Regions from separate parts of the Mus musculus genome. Here region 1 is linked to region 2. The links are chromatin loops, found by intact Hi-C in ENCODE. Cell type or tissue: left cerebral cortex. All regions are shown on one strand. Each heading gives the region's core, and the rest is flanking DNA. Links, peaks and the distances in the headings are about the cores only. Region 1 has its middle 30 kb from the start of Gm31551. Region 2 overlaps Tmem117 (transmembrane protein 117).

Region 1 (2,917 bases), core at 161-2,660, 850 kb before region 2:
AAGAGCAGCAAATGGTCTTAGTCACTGGGTCACACCTCCATGACTTCTTCACCCCCAGTTTTGGATTTTGTTTGTAATAAGAACTGAGAGAAAGTCTTAATGATACATGTAACTGTCCTGCTATAGAAATGTGTGTCCTCAAATTGTGGATCGAGGACTTTGGCACAACTTAGCCAAAATGTTCTCTTTCTTCTCTGTGTGCATAGAGATATCATATCATCTCCTCTTTGAAATCCATTTCTGAAAGTGTTTCATTAAAGCATAAATATCTGGTTTTGGTCACAAATTAAAGACAGTGATTTCCCCAAAGTACATTTTGAAAAGCAAAAAGCAAATATGGTAAACTCCAAGAGGAGATAAAATATATTCATGGCCTATTTTTAGAAAATTTTGATCTCCAAACTCTTTCTTACACACTGAATTTTCTGGAACAGTTGGAGCTAAATCTCTATCTTGTGATAAGGTATTAGGAGTCTGCAGTTTTCCCTCAAGGTTTGTGATACTGTGAGCTAAGGAGAATTGCAGATAGACCCATCAGAGAAAAAGTTTACATTACTACAAGATAAATGGATATCCTTAATGTGACCTCCTACAGTGACAAAGGGAAAGAATGTTCTGGGTTCTGAATTGAAATCCACAGGTGTAAGGTCCGGGATGTCTGACAAGTAAGGGGTCAGCACAGCCCCTCTCCCTCTGGAATCTCTGGGGTGGGGGACACAGCTTCCTTGCTTTCTACCTTTTGGTCTTTGTTAGCCTCCTTTGAGAGATATTTGGACAGTCGATCAGTGTCTCCTCTTAACGGGAACTAGCTTAAATGGAATAAGGTTTTTGTTATGATGATAAACAATTTCTAACTTGATACAGTGTTCACACCCAAGGATGAAAAGATGAATCATTACATTGCAATGGCAAATAGTGGCTTGAACTAAACAACATTGTAACAGTTATATAATTACCCATATTACGATGTGTTGCAGACAAGAATGTTTTTGACCTTGTTTCCCTATCTTTGGGAAAAAAAAAAACCTAGTAAGCGGCATATTAAGATACCAGAAATCCCCAAATTTGCACACTTTTATACGATTAGCATGATATTAAGTTTATAAGTGACAATGAAAATACATGAGAATATTTATGTTGTGATTTATTCAACCACTAATCAGTGGTTGAATCTGAGATGATGAAAGAGAACACAATTGGAGTATTTTAGGAAAGAAGACGATAATGATTGGTTATGCATACGTTTTTGTTTTGCACACAATAATAAAAGGGCTTAAAATATGTCATTCTTCTGAATGAGGTAGATTTTAGATCTCATAAACAGTTCCCAATATCAGCTGTCTCAGAAGCAGTTTTTGGAAAGAAAATGGTGTTGTTGCCTCCTGTGTGTGTTTTCACACTCCTGGGACCTGAGCACAGCTCTGTGAATTACTCATGCTATTGAGTCATTGCTGTCTCTTGCCTCTCTTTAAGTTCCAACCGCTTCAATTCCCCAAACACAAAGCCGAATAGGGAGAGGAGAGTCAGGGTCGGGGAAGGCAACAGGATTTTTATCTTGTGACAGTGACCTTCATCGGGTTTCTTTGTATGTATATAAAGGAAGCTTGGATGCTATAAGGCACATGGATGTCTTCTGTGAGGAGTGTTCATTCAAAACGTGAAACTGACAAATGGGAAGCAAACCTGCCAAATGATTCCCCTGTTGTAGGTTTATCATTGATACACACATGTGAATCCAGTTAAAAATCTTTTTAAAGATTTATTTTTATTTATATGAGTATACTAGAGCTGTCTTCAGACACACCAGAAGAGGACATCAGATCTCATTACAGATGGTTGTGAGCCACCATGTGGTTGGTGGGATTTGAACTCAGGACCTCTGGAAGAGCAGTCAGTGCTCTAAACCGCTGAGCCAACAGAGAGGAGAAGGTCAAGGAAGTCTGAGCAGAGGTCATGCAGAGGCGTGAGGTTAAGGACACAGCACTGCACACCGTTCAGGATCTTCCTTGCCCAGCATCTTGTTTCTTGTCTCCGTCCATCAGTGCTGGAGACTTCCGTCTCTGCTGACAGAACTGGGGTTCCTTAGATTTGCGTCCTAGCTGCTCCCCAGACTCACATTTGCCTGTGACCTGCCTTCTCAGCACCAGGGAGTGGTGTTTTGTTGGCCCTGTGGCTCAGCATGATGAACAGGACCTCTTAACCTTCCCCTACTTGGTTACTTTCTAATTCCTCAGGGAGAGAAAGGCTACCTAACAGCGCACAAGTCTGGCCCTCCTCTTTCACTTTCCCACACGTTTTCATTTTTGACTAAAGCCTTTGAATTTGCCACCCCCTTTCCATAGCCAGTTCCCTTGTCTGAGTCAGCTCCATCTCTTCCAGTCTTCCGTAATGACCTCTGCGTAACTCCTTTGGCCCGCCAAATATGTGTCAGTATGTAAGCAGGCAGCATACAGAAGAAATTTGTAGTAGATATGAACATTCCCTTTCTTTCTTAAAACTCTGCAGAGGTTTCCCATTCTTTAGTTGAAGGTGCACACTCTGGACTGCAGCCCATGCTGTGGTGTGGTCCTGTCTTCTTTCAGAATCCTCTTGATTGCCTCCTGTCACTCTGTGGGCCCCAGACATCTGAGCTATGGATTTACACTTGTGCCACAGGCCCTTCCTATTTGCTACTGTCTTTGTACAAAGTGTTCCTCTATGTCTATCTTTGAGTGAAGTCCACTACCCACTAGGGATCAGTTAACTCCTAGTCATTGCTCCGGTGAGTCATCATTTATGACTTTGACCTTTTATTAAAGGTCATGTCTCTTTAACGAATGCTCTTCATTCTGCATCCCTTTTCTTTTAGCCATTCATCCATTCATCTGAGGAGCACGGTTGCACAGGCTACACTTCATGTGCTGGGTCTGGGACAAGA
Region 2 (2,917 bases), core at 167-2,666:
CTGCACCTCTACCTGCACCTGCACCTGCACTTGCAACTCTACCTGCACCTGCACCTGCACCTCTACCTGCACCTGCACCTGCAACTCAACCTGCACCTGCACCTGCACTTGCAACTCTACCTGCACCTGCACCTGCACCTCTACCTGAACCTGCACCTCTACCTGCACCTGCACCTGCACCTCTACCTGAACCTGCACCTCTACCTGCACCTGCACCTCTACCTGCACCTCTACCTGCACCACACCTCTACCTGCACCTGCACCTCTACTTGCACCTGCACCTCTACCTGCACCTGCACCTATACCTCTACCTGCATCTGCACCTCTACCTGCACCTGCACCTACACCTGCACCTCTACCTGCACCGCACCTCTACCTGCACCTGCACCTCTACCTGCACCACACCTCTACCTGCACCTGCACCTGCACCTGCACCTCTACCTGCACCACACCTCTACCTGCACCTCTACCTGCACCTGCACCTGCACCTGCACCTCTACCTGCACCTCTACCTGCACCACACCTCTACCTGCACCTGCACCTCTACTTGCACCTGCATCTCTACCTGCACCTGCACCTATACCTCTACCTGCATCTGCACCTCTACCTGCACCTGCACCTACACCTGCACCACACCTCTACCTGCACCTGCACCTGCACCTGCACCTCTACCTGCACCACACCTCTACCTGCACCTCTACCTGCACCTGCATCTGCACCTGCACCTCCACCTGCACCTGCACCTCTGTGGCGAGAAACTGAAGCTGTGAGGTAGAGTCATAGGTAAGATGAGCGATGTACTAGAGGTTAGGTCCCCATGTAGTTCCTCACCAAAGCATCTCAGGAAGGAGGCAAAGAGGGGGGAGGGGCTATCCCACCTCCACTGTGCCAGAACTTCTGGGTATACCTTACACATGAAGACTTTCCAAATCATCACGTCACAGCCTTTCCCCCCTCAGCTCTTCTCTATGCTCTATTTAATCCCTATTTATATACTAGTACATATTTTTTAAACTACCTAAAAAATGCAAAAAAATAAAATCTGAAGATTTTTTTTTTGTGATCAACTCTACACACACCAGCTTAGCAGCCTGCCCTACACAGTACCCTGTGAGGAAAGTGGTCTTGTTCACAGTGAGCGTTTGATGAGAGTGGGTGTCTGGTTTTCCCAGTGGTAAGCACAGTATTTGTTTTCCTAAGGCTGGACTAAGTCTATAAACATGCAGACATACTTGCATGCCTGTGTTTGTAGATATTGTCATAGGAAAACATGCGGACATGTTTGCATGCTTGTGTTTGTAGATATTGTCATAGGAGCCTGTACCGGGTCATAACAAAGGCCAAGCACACCACACAAAGGAACTTACGGTAGAGTTTGCTATGTAAATTTCACCGAAAAGTTCCCCGGGGGCTGGGAGATGGTTCAGGGAATGCCCACACTGCTTTTACAGGGAGTCTGATTCAGTTTCCAACACTCATAGGCAGACTCACGGTAACTCCACATCCAGGGAGCTAACAGCAAGGTGCACTCTTGTAGACATGCACACAAAAATTATACAGGCCAGAGCAGAATTCCTCTTGTGATGCTGTCACTACTAGAAATGACAAGGAGGCTACCCCCACACATACTTCAACCATGTGAACGCCTACACAATAACAATATAAATAGACATTCTAACACAAGAGGAAAACCTCAGAGGATCCCACGCCCAGGTAAAAAAAGTTTACCAGAGTTCCAGGTAAAAAAGGAATGCTGAGGGAGAGAATTAGCCTATCGCAGGGGTCAGCATCCTAACTGGATATCCAATACCAAGTGGTGTCACCCCTAAATTCATACACACAAGCAACACTAAACAGACTCAGCCTAAGAAAATGAGACCATCAGTTTGAGGAGCGAGGGCATAGAAGGGGTTGAAAGGAGGGAATGGAGGGGTTAGTGGTATAACTATATTTTAATTTAAATAATTTTAATTAAGAAAATTTCTCGGACAATAAAACAGACAAAAATATCAACATCATGTTTCAGAAACTCAGGAAAGGGCATATTTCTCCTTTTTGTGTGGTTGTTTCTCAGCTGTTAGAAGCGCCTTGTGAGTGTACATCAGCTGTGGGGACGCTGGGTGATATGCACTTTGGACATAGTCTCCCCAATTTCTTCCAACCATTCCTCTTCTTGCTTTTCCTGGGAGGAAAATACCAGTCTTACTTCCTTTAACAACCAGCACTGAAAACATGTCTTTTGCTGCCCTCCCGTGGCTCTTTTTGGTATAGAATTCTGTTGCTAAGATGGTCTTCAAAAAGACACTTTTTAAAGAGTGTTGGAGGGATGGTGAAGATATTTTCCTTATCTGTAGGCTGCTGTTTTGTCCCGATCACAGTGTCCTTTGATTTATGGAAGCTTTTCAGTCTCATGAGGTCCCATATATCAATTGTCGATCTTAGTGCCTGAGCCATCCGTGTTATGTTCAAGAAGTTGTCGCCTGTACCAATGTGTTGAAGGCTATTCCCCACTTTCTGTTCTATTAGATTCAGTGTATCTGGTTTTATGTTGAGGTCTTTGATCCACTTGGACTTGACCTTTGTGCAGGGTGATAAATCACTTTGCATTCTTCTGTATGCAGACTTCCAGTTAGACCAGCACCATTTGTTGAAGATGCTTTTTTTTCCATTGTATGGTTTTGCCTTCTTTGTCAAAAAACCAAGTGTCTGTAGGTGTGTGGGATTACTTTTGAGTCTTCAGTTATATTCTATTGATCAACCTGTTCCTATACCAATACCACACAGTTTTTATCACTATCATTCTAAAGTATAACTTGAAGTCAGACATGGTAATACCTCCGGAAGTTCTTTTATTACTCAGGATTCTTTTAGCTATACTGGGTTTTTATTTTTCCATATGAAAATTGCTATTTCGAGG

The links. A loop is a pair of places that touch in the nucleus more often than their neighbours do. Peaks named below come from ENCODE experiments on the same cell type or tissue, not always from the same donor. Only the 100,000 strongest peaks of a DNase experiment are listed, where the experiment ranks them.
Region 1: a loop joins it to region 2, with 9 times the contacts of the local background. A loop is called at or near these places in 21 of 42 quality-filtered maps.

The regions. Positions count from the first base shown.
Region 1 is chr15:95,568,299-95,571,215 of GRCm38, reverse strand. No RefSeq gene overlaps it. Among named protein-coding and RNA genes, the nearest start is that of Gm31551, 30 kb to the left of the region's middle. In left cerebral cortex, for the core only: no CTCF peak of the experiment used is centred there; a DNase peak (open chromatin) is centred at 1,418.
Region 2 is chr15:94,722,281-94,725,197 of GRCm38, reverse strand. All of the region lies in intron 3 of Tmem117 (transmembrane protein 117), which reads right to left. Among named protein-coding and RNA genes, the nearest start is that of Gm25546, 42 kb to the right of the region's middle. In left cerebral cortex, for the core only: a CTCF peak has its summit at 2,257 (motif pointing left); DNase peaks (open chromatin) are centred at 1,590 and 2,249.